Regions from separate parts of the Mus musculus genome. Here region 1 is linked to region 2. The links are chromatin loops, found by intact Hi-C in ENCODE. Cell type or tissue: heart. All regions are shown on one strand.

Region 1 (8,000 bases), 400 kb before region 2:
ACTTCCTCTCCACTCCACACCCCCCCCCCACCACCTCTCACAACATACCCACAGGGCAACCTGATCTAGATAATTGCTCACTGAGACTCTTCCGCCTTGGCGATTGTGGATTGTGTAAAAACTGGCTAGCACATGGGGGTTCCTGTTCAGATGCAAGGGGAACCATAGTGGATGAAGAGAAGAAGGGAAGCTGCAGTTGGAGTGAACTGTCTGGTCCTTTAAAAAGACTTAACTGTAGGTAAGAGAGGCAAAGAAGGAAGTTGGAGAGTGGAAGGTGGGCGGTCTTTGGGGTTTTCTTGTGTGTTGTAAGCGTGGAGGAAGTCCTGTAAGTGCTGAAGGTAAGGAGATGGACCGGCAAGAGCAGGAGCTACAGGACAAGCATACTTTTGCTTTACTGTTTTGTGTGCTGTATTGAGTGAGGTGAGGGTGTATGTAGTACATGGGTACGTTCATCTACATACAGGTGCACATATGGGTACATATATATGGAGGCCCAAGGACACCTCAATTTTCATTCCTCAGGAACACTAGCTAAAGTTTTCCAAAACCATTTGTGTGTGTGTGTGTGTGTGTGTGTGTAGGCGTAGATGCTGCAGCAGGAGTGTTATAGAGGTCAGAAGACAGCTTGTCAGACCTGGGAGTCAATTCTCTCATGCCAGTCACGTGGGTTGGTGGTGGCTCATGACTCTAATACCAGTATTCAGGAGGCAGTGGCAGGCAGGAGTTTGAGGGCAGCCTGGTCTACAGAGTGAGTTCTAGGACAGCCAGGGCTACAGAGAGATAGTTCTTGAAAAATTAAAAATAAAAAAAAACATTAAAAAAAACCCAACAAAACAAAACAACAAAAAAAACAGCTTAATTCCTTCCATATGAGCCTTCTCACTGGCCTTATACCTTGTATTTTTTGAGACAAGATCTTTTACTGGGCTGAAGCTGGCCAAGTAGGTTAGGCGAACGGTCTAGTGAGCCCCAGGGATCTGATGTCTATCTCCTCGGGGCTGGGATCACAAGCATGTACCCACCACAGCCAATTATTTTTTTCTAATCTGTGCTCTGGGGGTCCTCATGCTTGCAAGGTTAAGATGTTAACAACTGAGCATCTGTCTGTCCTCCATCTATATTTTTAGTGTGACTTGTTGCCACAGAAGAGAGGGTACTATCAATGAGTTGTTGCCAGGGAAGTATTAGGGTCCGAATAATCCAAAACAAGCCAAGCCGTCACAAGAGTCCAGCAAAGCAAGATCTTTATTTGAACCAGGCAGCAAAAACTGACCAGTCAGGGACAACAACACAGACTGGGGAGCTGTCTTTGTCTTTAAACACTCATCTTTGTATTTAAGCACATAACAAAAAGATCTATCAGGGCCACCGAACAGACTTGGGAGCAGAACTGCCACCTTGAGTCCAAATGTTAGAGCTTTTAAGCTTGCAAACCACAAACATTTGTGCCAAGTTATCCCACCAATCAGGATTTGGGGGTGGGGGACTTCCTTTAGAACATGTCTTTGTGGTACATTTATCCTGTACCTATTTGCTAGGTTATTCAACTATGGCAGGATGACTTGATCGGCATTCATGTCTCAACTTGCCAACTAGGAAGGATATCGGTTACCCAGGGAAATCTTGGGAACTTAAACTTTATTTGACCTCTATTCAAAATTTGGTTCCTTCTTACAAAAGAAACATGGGGTTGGGTTAGCTAACAGGCCTCTTTTTCTTCTCTGAAAGACTATGTCCACCCTTGAACATGGTGGGAAAAAAAGACAGTGAGAGGTGAGAGCCTGGTCAAGATTTGAGGGCACTCGGTGGAAAAAGAGATGCTGACTAGGATAATGGAGAAAAGTGTGGGAAGAGATATGATGAAGGCTGTAATGTGTGTAAGGACAATTAGTGTACAGAAACAGAGCGGAGCAGGAGATGGTGGTTGGATTGCTCTGGTGTGAACATTTTGTTGATGGGGGATGAAAGGCAATGTGTTATGCTCTTGCTTAAAACCCTTTCAATATCATAGGTTGGCAAAATAGAACTGGCCCTCTTCCTGATGCTCCATCACTCCCTAACTCAGTTCACATCATTTTCCCACCTGGCATTTGTCTTCTTTCAATTTGGCCAGCCCCAGCTCTTATTCATTCCACCCTCTTCCAGTCATCCTGCCACAATTTCCCTAAATTACACTGCATTTTCAACATGGGAGTTTTTGCTTCTTTCTGATAAGAAAGCTCCTTCAAGTACCAAAAGAATTCTATTTGCCCCAGAGCCCCCATATTCCTGAGAGAGGATCCATTTTTCATTTCCTATCAAACTACAATGGCTCATTGTTTTCCTTTTCTTTTGGGGTGGGTGGGTTGAGACAGGGTTTCTTTGTGTAACAGAGCATGGATGTTCTGGAACTCAATTTGTAGAATAGGATAGCCTTGAACTCACAGAGCTCTTCCTGACTCTGCCTCCTGAGTGTTGAGATTAAAGGTTCAGCCATTACACCCTGCAAACCATTATTTTCTTAATCCCTCATGAGAGAAGTTGCTTTACTCTGCATTGGCAAGCCCAGGGGCACAAATGATTGATTTAGTGTGGCCAATCAAGGGTTGCCTTCTAACATCTAAGATTGAGCTAGAGGGCCACAGATGTAGGGCTCTGTAGATTTGGGTCCAGAGCTGATGCTGTCTAAGCTCTTTGTCTGAGTCCAGGGGTTGGAGGAGGGGGAGGCATAGAAACTAAGAGCAGACGTGTACAGTTGACAAGATAGCAAGGTAAGTACAATGGTAGATGAGGCAGAAATAATCCTCTCAGCCTAGGGTTCTATGCAAGCCTGAAAGGAACATCTTGCAGCTGAGATCAGAGAGATAGTCCACTGTCATTACCAGGAATCACATGGCAGTGATGTTAGCCACAGGCAGTTTCTGCTCTCTGCCCCTGAACTAGAAGACTCTGTTACTGTAGCATCTCCAGTATGCCTCTGCTAGAGCAGTGTCTTTCTTATCTCTAGTTACCTGTGTGACTGTCTGCCTGGGCCTGGCATACCCGAGGGCAGGGACTCTGTTCTGCTCATTTGTTATAGGTGTATGTTGGATTTTATCTTCACAGTTCACAAAATGATTCAATGTATCATTTCTTACCACACATTCTAAACTTGTTTCTGCTTTGCCCTGAGTTTTGCTACTGTATTATTTTTCTAAGTTTGTGACAAAGACCAGATATAAGCAAACTAAAAGGAGGATTGATTTTTAGCTTATGGTTTCAGAGGTGTCAATCCATCAAGTCAGGGAGGGCGTGGCAAAGCAGAGGTAAGCTCAATCCCTCCCAACCAACAGAAATCCAGAAGAGTGTAGGAAGAGGCTGGGACCTATCCCCAAGGACACTGCCCTACTGACCCGCTTCTTCCAGCCAGGTCCTCCCTCCCTGCTTTCACAACCTTCCAATAATGCCATCATCATATTATGAACCCATAAAACATCCATTCCTTAAGCCAGTCCTCAGGCCCTAAATCATTTGGGCAAATGCCCTCAAAGACACTCCCAGACACACATTTAGGCCTCCCTAGGTGTTTCTCAGTCAATCTGGTTGATAAGATTTCATTACATTATCAATTTGCTTCCAAAGTTCTATACTTGGCTCAGCTGGGTCAGAACTCTGGTTTAAGGCTCCAATCACCCAGTCAAGACTAGAAAGGATCCCTGTACTGATGTCTCAAGAGCCAGCCTGAATCCACGAGGGTTTTAGTAGCGGAATACCTGACCTCCCTAGGACTAGACAAGTTGTGTCGGTGAGGACAGATAAAAACTGTGATGTAACAACTGAGTAGTCAGAAAGCACCAGAGGAAACACCGTTGCCAGGGAACACAAAGGCTTCTGGCTCTATTGGTACCCTCTGCAAAATCTTCCACTTTTCCCAGTCTCTGCATCTCCAACTCTCCTTTATGGAGCAACTGGGACCTGATCCCTGATCGGCTTTTTAAATTTTTATTATTTTTTATTTTCAAAACCAAAAAGCTAAGCTGAGCGGTGGCGGCATACGCCTTTAATCTCAGCACTTGGGAGGCAGAGGCAGGTGGATTTCTGAGTTCGAGGCCAGCATGGTCTACACAGTGAATTCCAGGACAGCCAGGGCTACACAGAGAAACCCTGTCTCGAAAAACAAACAAACAAACAACCCCCCCCCCCAAAAAAAACCTCCAGCATCCTCCGTGTTATTATGCCAAGTAGAAACCAAGGACTTAGGATCCCACGATGTGACCCCTAAGCAATTTCTTTACTATGCCACGGGTACCACGGGTTATTCTGTGAAATTGGTAGGCACTAAAAGTAATGGCCTGAGGGATGGACTCCGGATAATGCCCTCAGAGAGGAAAGAAGGGAGGAGGGGGGCGTGAACAATCTGAATGGAGTCGCTAAGACACCTTCCAATATGCTGGCAAATTCACTCAGCTCACCCACTCCTCCCAGACCTCAAATAAACTTCTTTCTCACTTAAATTGAAATCCCCAAGGTAGGAAAGTTAGTCCCCTTCTCGCGGTTCCGCTTGGTCCCTTCTCGGGGCCCATTCTCTGCGGATGCAGGTCTGCCGGTCTGTGCGGGCTAGCGATGGCAATCCCTGATGCAGTCTGTCCTCTGGCCGGCTCGGGCAGTGTCCCAACCGCCTGTGCTCAGGCTCTCTGCGGCGCTGCCCTGCAGGGGAGGCAGCAACACACTGAGGGATGCTGGGCGGTCGCCACAGAGGTATCCGGCAGGACCCACGGCCGCCGCGGGGGATGGGCGCGGAATAACGGACGGCCGCGCCGGGCCCCGTCAGCCCGACTTATCCAGGTCTCCTTCCGTTATCTCGCGCCCTCCGGAGACGACGGACGCACGGATCGCCGCGCCGCCGGCGGCAGGAATGCAGGGGCGTGGGGGGAGCGGCGCTGGAAGCGCGCCGAGAGGTGGGAAAGGACCCGCGTCCAAGCGCGCCGGGGCGCCCGGCGCCGGGGGCGCGCACGCTCTGACGTCACGCGCCGCTCGCCCAATGAGCGCAGGCTCTGTGGGGAGGCGCCGTTCCCGCCCTCGCCCGCCGCCGGTCCGCCGCTCGGGCCGCCCCCGGGGGAGCGTCTGAGGAGGCGCGGGGCCGCGGCGGGCTAAGGCGCCGCCAGGCAGCGTCGGACTGCGGACGCTCGGTTCGGGCCCAGGGAGCCGCTCATCCGCGACCGATGTCCTCAAGATGGAGGCGGCGGGGGCGACGGCGTGAGGAGGAGGGCGGCGCGGAGAGCGCGGGAGCAGGCCGAGGGTTGCGGCGGGGGCGGCGGGATGGGGCTGCTGCTCCTGATCCTGGCGTCGGCCGTGCTGGGCTCGTTCCTCACGCTGCTCGCACAGTTCCTGCTACTCTACCGCAGACAGCCCGAGCCGCGGGCGGACGAAGCGGCCCGCGCGGGCGACGGCTTCCGCTACCTTAAGCCGGTGCCGGGCCTGCCCCTCAGGGAGTACCTTTATGGCGGCGGCGCCGAGGAGCTCGCTGCTTGCTCCTCCGAGGCCGGCGCCAGCTCGACCCCGACCCCCGACAGCCCGGCCCCGCCGACGCTGGAGACCTGCTACTTCCTCAACGCCACCATCCTGTTCCTGTTCCGGGAGCTGCGGGACACCGCGCTCGCCCGCCGCTGGGTCACCAAGAAGATCAAGGTGGAGTTCGAGGAGCTGCTGCAGACCAAGACGGCCGGCCGCCTGCTGGAGGGGCTGAGTCTGCGCGACGTGTTCCTGGGCGACACGGTGCCCTTCATCAAGACCATCCGGCTGGTGCGGCCCGTGGTGGCCTCGGGCACCGGCGAGCCCGACGACCCCGACGGGGACGCGCTGCCCGCCACCTGCCCGGAGGAGCTGGCCTTTGAAGCGGAGGTGGAGTACAACGGCGGTTTCCACCTGGCCATCGACGTGGACCTGGTGTTTGGCAAGTCCGCCTACCTGTTCGTGAAGCTGTCTCGCGTGGTGGGGAGGCTGCGCTTCGTCCTCACCCGCGTGCCCTTCACCCACTGGTTCTTCTCCTTCGTGGAGGACCCGCTGATTGACTTCGAGGTGCGCTCCCAGTTCGAGGGGCGGCCCATGCCCCAGCTCACCTCCATCATCGTCAACCAGCTCAAGAAGATCATCAAGCGCAAGCACACCCTGCCCAGTTACAAGATCAGGTGAGAGGAGGGTCAGGGGAGCCGAGGCTACCCGGGGGAGGTTAGCCAGGGAAGGGCCAAGGCAGATTCCCAGCACGACCCTGGCCTGCAGTTTGCTTCCACCTGGACTGAGGCCCCCAAGCAAAGAAAGGCGGGTAGTGGGCACTTCCCGTGCTGCCAAGGCAGCACAGGGAGCTGGAGGCCTGAGCGCCTTGTCCCTGGCCAGTCAGTGAGTGCCTCTCCTGGGTCTGTTGAGACACACTTGTGTGTGGTTGTTGCAACCGGAAGGCAGCGGCTGTGTCTGCCTTTGCAGCATCTCCTGCACCACGTGGAAAAGTTGTTCCTGGGCACATTGCAGACCTGAAGGGCGTGCTCACATCCCGGGTGTTTCTGTGTGGCACGGGCCTTGGCAGCTCTCCGGGCAGAGGCACGGGTTGTTGTAGAGGGATGTGATTTGGAGGAGTTGAGTCCGGTGCCAGGTGGTCTTCTCTGTGAATTTGGGGTAACTGTCATCTGCCCTTGGGAAGTAGGCTCCTCACCACAAACAGACCCAGACTTCTCAGGTGTCTACTCCCGGTGGCTGTTCCTTAACCCAATACTCCAAGTCACCTTGTGGGTAATATTTTAAAGACAGTGATTTGAAGTTTTTTAAAGTTCCTCTGTATCTGGCTTTATGTGATGCACTTCTGATTAGTTAATGCATGAGTTTTCTTTTGATGAATTGGAAGTGGAAGGGGAAATGAGTATTTGGAGGATTAGAGGTTTCATAGGTGGGACTTGGAAGGCTTGGTGCAGTAGAAAGGCTCCTGTTTCTTTTAAAACGACCAAATCTTCAACTTCTCTTTCTATCCTCCTTTAACTTTGTGTTCAGTACATAGAACATTTTAGGTTTTGTTGTTTAATCTGAAATATGAGTCTAGTATTGCCTTACATTACTACTGCTCTTTAGTGGAGATTGAAGACCCCAAAGTCTGTGGCACAATATAATGCAGGAGTAGTGTAGATTTGGGATGGATTTTTGCTTTGTGGAGCTTGTACTTCACTAGTTATGTTTTATTGAGAATAAACAACAGTTTAAACTTTGGGTGGTGAGAGAACTGTTGTGTGGAGCACATATTTCCATGGATTTGTAGGGGATGGTGAACTGGTCATATGCTATGCAGGATTTCTGGTTCTGTAAAGGAGATGTAGTTTATGAAACCTGTTTTTACATGGCTGCATTATGAGTTGTAGGTTTTAAGCAGTGATGTATTTATAGCAGTGTGTTGCTTAGAAAGTCATAAACAAAAGTTGTTACAAAGTTTGATAATCACAACTCTTGATCAGTCAGAAACCACTGCAGAGTACATCACTCAATATGTAGTTTTATCCTCCTTACTTTTCTCAGTGCTCAGGATTCAATACTGATCAGAAATAAATATTGCCTTCACCTTCATAAAGTTTAGAGTTCAGTAAGAATTGATTATTATCTACTTAATAACATTTAGACCCAGGTGGAGTTGATGGAAGGTTGAAATTACTAGAAAGCTGCTATTGGGTTGGTAAACGGAACTAGAAATGTGGGGATGGGAGCACTGGCTGAGGAAGTGATAGCTTGTGTTGTTTGCCCAGCACTTCTCCAGAGGTTTGCTACACTAGTGACAGTGTGGGCCTGACTTCAGGTAAGAGAATGGATTTTATAGCTTCTCTCAGACATATCATCATTCTCACAGAGAGAAAGTAGCTAGTATTAATCCCGTTTTATTGTTGAAGGAATGAAGCACATGGTAGTTAAATAACCTCCTTAAGTCATACAAGCAGTCAAGTGGTGAAAAATTGAGGCTACCTTTTTAATTTTTTGTAACTAAAGGAATTTATTTCAACTTCACTTTTTTA
Region 2 (8,000 bases):
TTTACTATCTTCCCCATCGGGTAAATATTGAATCAGTGTGTCTTTGGGTTGCACTGTTAGAATGTCTGAGTTTCATGAAACGTTGTCAAACAAGAGGGCCAAAGACACAGTTCAGCAGTTAAGAAAAAATGCTGCTCTTGTCAAGAACCCTAAAGGGGTCTCATGACCCTTTCACAGGGGTCACCCAAGACCACTGGACAACACAGAGATGACTCATAATAGTGCCAAAATTATAGTTATGAATTGGCAATGAAAATCATTTTTATGGTTGGGGCTCACAGCCACCTATAACTCCAATTTCAGGAGATCCAATGCCCTTTTCTGGTTCCTCTGGGCACCAGGCATGCCTGTAATACACATACATACATATATGCAGGCAAACACTCAAACACATAAATGAAAGTAAATACAATTTTAAAAGATTTTAAAAGTCAAAAATGTTAATTGAATTCCAGCTTAGGATTAGGACAGAATTTCAACAATTTCTGATATGCCTCTAAACATAATTCTGCTTTGAACTGTATTCAGTGTATTTATGCAAAGCAGGATTCTCAGCTTTGACTACTATAAAATCAAATATTGGGCAACTCTGGGGCTGGCAAAATAGCTCGGCAGGCAAAAGCATGTGTCTCCCAGCCTGGCAACCTGAGTTTGACCCCTTGGAACTCAGCGTGGTGGAAGGAAAGAGCTCACTCCGTCAAGTTTTCTTCTGACCTCCACAAGTGTTCAAGTGTGTGCTGTGGCACACACACACACACACACACACACACACTCATGCACACAAAATATTCATCAACTCCAAAAAAAGTTGAAGGTGCTCTGAGTCTTTTGGTATCAACTATCCAGCCAAGATTTAATTCTAAATGCAAAAGCACATCTCGATTGGATGCACACTGCTTTAGTCTTTAATGAACAGTAAAGTTATACACCAAAGAATCACTGTTACTAGTCAATGTTTGATTTGTTTACCAATTTTACCTCTCTAAGCATAGGAATCTCTTGGGGTGGCCTGCACACATGACGATCCTAAGCTCAGTGTCCAACACCCGTGTAAAGGGCCGGGTGTGGTGAGGAGCGCTTGTTGTGTTAGCACCGGGCAGGCAGAGACAGAGGGGCTTACTGGCCAGCCGGTCCAGCTGGATTGGTGAGTTCCAGTAAGTTAAATTAGGATCCCTTGTCTCAAAATACAAGGTGGAGGGCAACCAAGGAAGACAGCTGGTGTTGGACTCTGACCTTTACAAGCTTGTGCACATGTGTATGCAATTTCAGACTTCTTGGGTAAATCAGGACGGTGAGTGGCCTGAGTAACTCTGCTCCACAGAGGAACATGAAGACAACTGAGGCGTTTATAGCTGGCCATTATTATTTTGAAGTGGAAGCTGTACCTGAGCCTGTGGTCCACCTCTGCCTGGTTGGAGGGGACCAGACCCCACAGCTCCTCTGTGATGGACTGATTGATCCACTGCACCGCTGTGTTCACGGCCTGGGCCCTTTCTGAGTCCTCTGCATCCAACGCCTCTGGCAAAGCGTTCTCCACGACTTCAAAGTGCGTAGGGATCGCCACGGCACAGATGTACTGACGAGGACACAAACGTGTTCTGCATTGTCTCTCCCTCTCCCAGGAGATGGGAGATTGAATTAATCTAGCACTTAACATTAATAGTATTTTATCATCAACTTCAAGGGGGAAAACAATACTTTTTTTTTTTTTTTTTGGGCTGTAATGCACACCTGTTGAAACATTGAAGAAACTTGACTTCACGAAACATTTCAAATTACCCTCTTGTTAAGATATGGGTCTAAAATTCCCATGTCAAGCTTTCACTAGGTCTCCAAGAAACAGCTACAGATTTAATCATGATTACTCTCCCCTCAGAGGCTGTGACAATTGTATTTGTAACAAGTAGGAAACAACATGAATTAAGCTGTTAAAATTGTTTTCAATTTTTAAATTTACTTTTGTTTTCCTGCCACAGAGTATCCTGTAGCCCAGGCTGGCCTTAAACTTACTATACATAACAGATTTCCTGAGATAGGGTATCACGTAGCTTAGGCTGGCCTAATCTTACTATGATTAACAGAAGGTTTCCTGAGATAAGAGTATCACGTAGCCCAGGCTGACCTTAAGATGGCTACGAATAACAGAGGATAGCGTGACTGCTGATCCTCTCGGCCTCCGTTACAGGAGTTTACCACTACTTCCAGCTGTTAAATTTATCTAAATAAATAGTCTAAATTGTTACTCTTCGTATCTCACACACATAAACCCAAATGTAGACATATAGAACTCATTGCATCGTAAATGTCATAATATTTCTGTCCCATTTCCTCCCCCCACAAGATTATTTCCAGGCCAGCACACAGAAACGTAGAACACACAGCATTGCTGATTGTTTGAGTCAAGATTTTATGAATACCTATGAATAAATACATATGTTCATATATACACAGCAAAAATACTGAATTTCAAAACCGTTAACTTTCTGCAACTTAGACAACTCTTGCTAGTTAGTACAGAGATGGGCAAGACACACAAAAGAACAAATTTTTTTAACTGCCTCATACCTTGGGGAAATTTTGAATGGTGCAGGAGATTTCCACCTGTAGAGTAGGAAGTCCCAGGCCATCCAGTATGGTTTTCCCTACTATTTTGCATATGGAGGGAGGCTTCGCAAGTTTAGAAAAGTAGTTTGCCTTCAACACATACACAAAAGCAAAAATTAGAAATCACATTGAATTTATCTACAAGGCCAGACACATTGAATTTCCTACAAAACATCTCCACATGTGTCCTCCTTCCTGGATCTGGGTTAGCCCCACAGCTCTGCTGGGACAGCATGTCTCATTAGAAACCCTGAGACCTTTTTTTTGTTGTTGTTTGATTTTTGTTTTTAGAGACAGGGTTTCCTCTGTGTAGCCCTGGCTGTCCTGGAACTTACTTTGTAGACCAGGCTGGCCTCGAACTCAGAAATCCGTCTGCCTCTGCCTCCCAACTGCTGGGATTAAAGGGGTGTGCCACCATGCCCGAGACCTTTCTTAACCCACAGACTTGGTATCTCTCTCCAGCAAGCTTTTCTATGGCAAGCCGACTGACTGACTCCCTAATCCTTCTTCTCAAGTTGTGGAAGTCATTGGTCTTTATACTGTGACATATTCAGATTTTAAAAATCCGAAGGGGATAATTTTTATCCCTGCCCACCCCCAGGCAGACATCTGGCTTGTCAACAGTGAAAACCGTGTTCCCCTCACCAACCATCAGCTGATGCACAGTGACACCTAACTCCAACAGGCCTCTTGGGAAGCTTAGTAATTGCAATTTCCTTTAAGTGGCAGAGCAGAAATCACTTGGAAGGGATCCAAGATTGACTTCTGAGCGCTGTGCCTACTATGGGCGCTGACACCCTTGGGCAGGTTGACCAGGGTTGTCCAAGAAAGCAGGCTGAGCAAGCCATGAGAAGCAAACCAGTAGGCAGCATTTTTTTTCTTCCTATAGCCTCTGCTGCATTTCCTGCCCAGACTTCCCTCAGTGATGGGCTGTGGCATGGAAATGTAAACCAAATAAACAAGTTCCTAAGTTGCTTTTGGTCAGAATGTTGTAGCAAAGGATAGAAAGCAAATGGGGCCGCCCCTAACTAAGGTATGGGAGTTCCCAAAGAGCTGTACAAACCAGTGCCAGGCTGCCTAACAGACTAGGAAGAGACAGGGTGAGGTGTCCTTTTAGACAACGAGTTAACAGTTCCTTCAGCAAGAGAGAGAGGGATTGAAATCTTTATAAGGCCTTCACTCACCTATTCCACAAAAAGTCTATAATTGTCCCTTTGTCCCACAGTGCAGGGGTAGGGGTGAGGGTGGGGGTACTAGTTAAAGCCCTGAGGCCCAAGTTCTTTATTTAAAAAAGGGAGGGTTGTTTGTTTGTTTTAAATCTTGCAGAGCTTTTAGAGACGAAGACAACGAGTGGTAGGTACCCCAACTCCTTTCCAAGTCACATCTGATGCACAGGAATCCCCCTCCTCAGCAGCCAACCATTAGGTAACTCAAAGGATTACTGTAGGATGGCCCTAGGAGAGCTCAAGGACACTCAGTCAACAACGGAGAAGGGCCTCCGAGTGAAATCTGCATTTTGGCAGTCACTGGCCCGAGACGTTGGGTACCTAGCCAATGCAGGGTGCGTGAGGTTTTCACACCTGGGAGCTTAGACTTGGAATCTGAGACATCAGGGGGGAGTGGAAGCCAAAGGAATGGGACCCGGGGTGGGCTGCAGCCAAGTCCCTGGCATTCGTTTCGTGGTCCAGCTTGCGTCCCCGCCCGCAGGTAAGGTAAGTTCAGCGTCAGGTCTGTGGTTTAGAAAACCAACGGCAGGTGAGCTCCTTGGATAGAAAAGAAGCTCGCCAGTCTCGGAGCAGACCTGAGCTACAGACCCATTCAGGGTCCTCTTGTCAACTCTCCGCATCCTCCCCGCGCAGCACGCTCGCCCTGCTCTCAGCTGGGCATCCCCTAACCCTTCTGCCCAGCAGCGCGCAGGCGCGACTCCGTTGCGCAGGCGCAGACGCATCGCGCTGCCGCAGCGTGGGCCAGAGGGAGGAGGGAGCTCCCCGCGCGTCCCTACCAGGTGCCCGTAGACATCCGCAGGCTGGAGGTAGAAGGTGGAGTTGAGCAGATCTTCCAGCTTGCGCGGGACGTCGTTCTCCTGGTAGTACGCCATCGCCTGCTGCTTCAGCTTCTGCAGGTCCCTAGTGATCCCGCCTCTGCGGCCGCCGTCTTCATCTCCCATGGTAGGAGACTTAGGGCTACAGCGGGGTTTTGCCAGGGGGCCCGCCAGCGTCCTTTTGTCGCTAGGCAACGCAACGAGATCACGACCCCTAGATCTCGCGAGGCTTCCTTCCCTTGGTGGACCGAGACTCAAGCTTTCCGTTCGGGACCCATCGTTGTCCCGTCCGCACTTCGCCTTTCTTCAATGCTTCGCTCTTAGTGCTCTCTCGTCCCCGTTTGTCACTGTTCCTCGGACAGTTTTGCAGACGGGGAGGCATTTAACGATTGTTTGAGTTCGTTTTGCAGAAGCTGGGGAGCGGTACCCGCCACTTCAACTCTTGCAGTTAACGAGGGAGAGGGATGCAAGAGCCCAGGGTGCCCTTCCTGAGCCGTGGAGGTCCTGGGCATGCATCCCTTCCAACCCACGCACTGTGCTTGCTGCACGCCTCGTGATGCTCTCTCTCAGAAAGCTCCCTTTGGGGGAGATTACTGAGAGTGAAACCCAGTGTAGGAAGTAAGACTGATGATGCTTTGGAGAGACCCAGGGCGAGGTGGAGGCCATGCAAAACGCAGCCCATGAGAAAGTCCTTGGGTCATGGTCTGTAGCAGCGGGCTGCCTGTTTACTGTGACAGTTAGGTACCAGACGCAATGATAGAACTTATTTCTGTGCTCGTTACTTGGATGGTGCAGGACGATCCAAGTAATGGATAGGAGTGGGCCGAGACAGACAGGGTGTTTTCGTGTTTTTTTTTTTTTATTGTTGCCTGTTTTATGTTCCCAACAGAAAGCAGGTTGCTTAAAAGACTTGTGCCTTCATTGCTCATCTGGAAAACGTAATCTTACCTGCTCTGTCCGCTGGACAATCACTTAAAATAACCCCGAGTGCGAAGAGGCATTTGGGAACAGTTGTTTTCCATAAATGTACTGTTGGATGTAGGTGGATAAAATACCTGATTCTGTAAGTACGCTTATATAACCGAGACCCATTCCTCCCTGCTCTGGACTCTCTTTGAGGACGATTTCCTTTCTGTGGTGTGATGGGTCATCACACACTTGCCCTCCCCTCTGGCTGGCTGCAAGTCCTTGGATGGTGGAAGCAGAGACTTAGTCATCTCCTTGTCCATCGCAGAGCTGAGCGCTCACAGCTGGGATTTTAGTGCACCTTTGTTTAAAAACGAGCCCACAATGTTGCCATTGCTTTTATTCCTGGGTGTGGCCGTCCTCATACCAACCCGCCTCCTGTGGAAGGTACCTCCTTCGCCCATCCTGTGAAGGTTGAGTTTTGTGTCTTAAGAAAAGCTGTGCTTCACATTCTCACCCCCCCAGCAGACTGCTCTTTCTACTGATCTCCTTGCCCACTTGAAACCTGGACCACAGACGTGAGCCCTCATCTTTTAGGGCTGACCCATTTGACTTTCTTCTTTTTCATTCTTCTGTGCTCAGCATGAATCTCTGGGCCTACCACCTGGATGCAGCCACTGAACTATATCTCCAGACCTCATTTAATTTTCTTTTCCTTTTTTTTTTTTTTTTCTAGTTTGTGACTTGGTTTTATGTATCTTAGGATGGCCTCAGACTGGCTGTGTAGTGGAGGCTGACTTTGAACTTCTGACCCTTCTGCTTCTATCTCTGGAGTTCTGAGTTAACAGGCGTGAGCAACCGTGCCTAGTTAACGCAGTGCTAGGGGTAGAACCCTGGTCTTCATGCATGCCAGGCAAGCACTTCACCAGCTGAGCTATAACCCCAGCCCTCATTTAATATTTTAATGGAAGACTGGAAGTATTTGGGCTGAGACCACTATGCAATGGGTTCTTCGCTCTCTAACCCACTGTCCTCTATGTCCCATGAGGACAGGGTTTGTGTGTCTTGTTCAGTACTGCACTTATGGCATCAGTATATTCCTTTATAGATTAGATGTTCAGTAAACAGTTACTGGATGAGTGAATCGATTTTGCATACGCTAAATCACAAACATGTAACTGCTTTGGTGTTAAGTGAGCAGTAAGTCCTTCTTTTCAGAAATGAGAAACAGGGATGGACATTTAGCCCGCAGAGAAAATTTAGCCCGCAGAGAAATTGTCAAAGCCTTAGAATACCATCCTGCAAGAGCAGGGCATTCCTAAAAATACAGGACTGGCAAGGCAGAAGTGGTTGGCTGGCTACGGTGGTAGGACTGATAACGTGTTTGGTTGTTCAGGAAGCAGTAATTCCAGGTGGAGAATGATTTAGGAAGGTCAAAGGGTAAAGGTCAGCTGGGAAGAGACAGATGAGAAGGATGCCTACTCCTAGGTGATGGGGATGGAGGGTGAGGAGCCAAGAAGACTTGGGGGGCAGTGTAGAGGTCTCTTAGAGTTGTAAAGAGTAACACACTATGTGACCTGTGCACCGGGTTTTGCACCTCCTGGCCTCAAGTTTGAGAATCCCAGATCAAAAAGGGAGGACTGGAGATACCAAAGATGTCTTCATAGCCTAACAACCTGAAGAATGGAGACGCCCTCAGAGGGAAATGGGGACAGAGTCCTCTTGAAATAGGAGCGAGGCACCGCAGAAGGAATGGATTGAGGACACGGGAGGAGGGCAGGAGCTATAAGAGGAAACAGACAAAACCGGCTTTGAGCAGTAAAAAGAAAGTCCGAGTCCCAAAGGCAAGGGTAGAAACTGTCGGTGCTGTGTCAGGTGTGTATGCCTGCACCCAGGGTGATCTGCTGTCCTCAGGTGGTGGGGGTCAGGAATCTTGTCTTCGTATATGCTAGCAGTATCTAATTTTCTTCCAGTGAGTTACCTTTATGACCAAGGATTACAGTATATTCTAGGGAAGGGTATTTAAGTCAAAGCTTAGAGAAGAGTTGACTCCTAAGGGGTCCTTAGTGACTCAGTTGTTTTCTTAGAGACTTTTTACCTGGGAGCTGTGTGAAGTCAAGGAAATGTCAGTGCCTCTCTTTCTGCTTCTGCCATCCAGTTGACAAAGATGTCTTGACGGAGCGCCCTGTGCTAGGCACTATTCCAGAGCGCTGAAGTTAAAGCTCAGTTGCACTCCCAACCATGAGTCATCAGTGCGCCGAAATCAGAGTCGGGGAAAACTCATTTGAAACGTTCCTATGTTCTAGACTTGCTAACAGCCTGGTAGTGTGATAGTGTGGCCAGATACCAGTCACAGGGCTATTTGTGAATACTCCAATTTCATTTCCCACAATTATTAGGAACAGTGGGGATTTTACTGCAAAGTATACCCAGATGTATGCAAATTGTA

Evidence for each region. Peaks named below come from ENCODE experiments on the same cell type or tissue, not always from the same donor. Only the 100,000 strongest peaks of a DNase experiment are listed, where the experiment ranks them.
Region 1: a loop joins it to region 2, with 2.3 times the contacts of the local background. A loop is called at or near these places in 3 of 42 quality-filtered maps.

Annotation. Positions count from the first base shown.
Region 1 is chr19:59,342,865-59,350,864 of GRCm38, reverse strand. It overlaps Pdzd8 (PDZ domain containing 8), which reads left to right and starts at 5,085. Exons shown (of 5, transcript NM_001033222.3): 1 at 5,085-6,146. The coding sequence starts at 5,278. In heart, CTCF peaks have their summits at 4,641, 4,848 and 5,678; DNase peaks (open chromatin) are centred at 4,984, 5,624, 6,304 and 6,354; H3K4me3 peaks cover 4,053 bases; H3K27ac peaks cover 2,461 bases; H3K27me3 peaks cover 2,870 bases.
Region 2 is chr19:58,940,228-58,948,227 of GRCm38, reverse strand. It overlaps Eno4 (enolase 4), which reads right to left and starts at 4,803. Exons shown (of 14, transcript NM_178689.4): 1 at 4,607-4,803; 2 at 2,566-2,694; 3 at 1,386-1,576. The coding sequence starts at 4,771. It also overlaps a transcript of Hspa12a not described here. In heart, no CTCF peak of the experiment used is centred here; a DNase peak (open chromatin) is centred at 4,657; H3K4me3 peaks cover 1,970 bases; H3K27ac peaks cover 1,644 bases; H3K27me3 peaks cover 347 bases.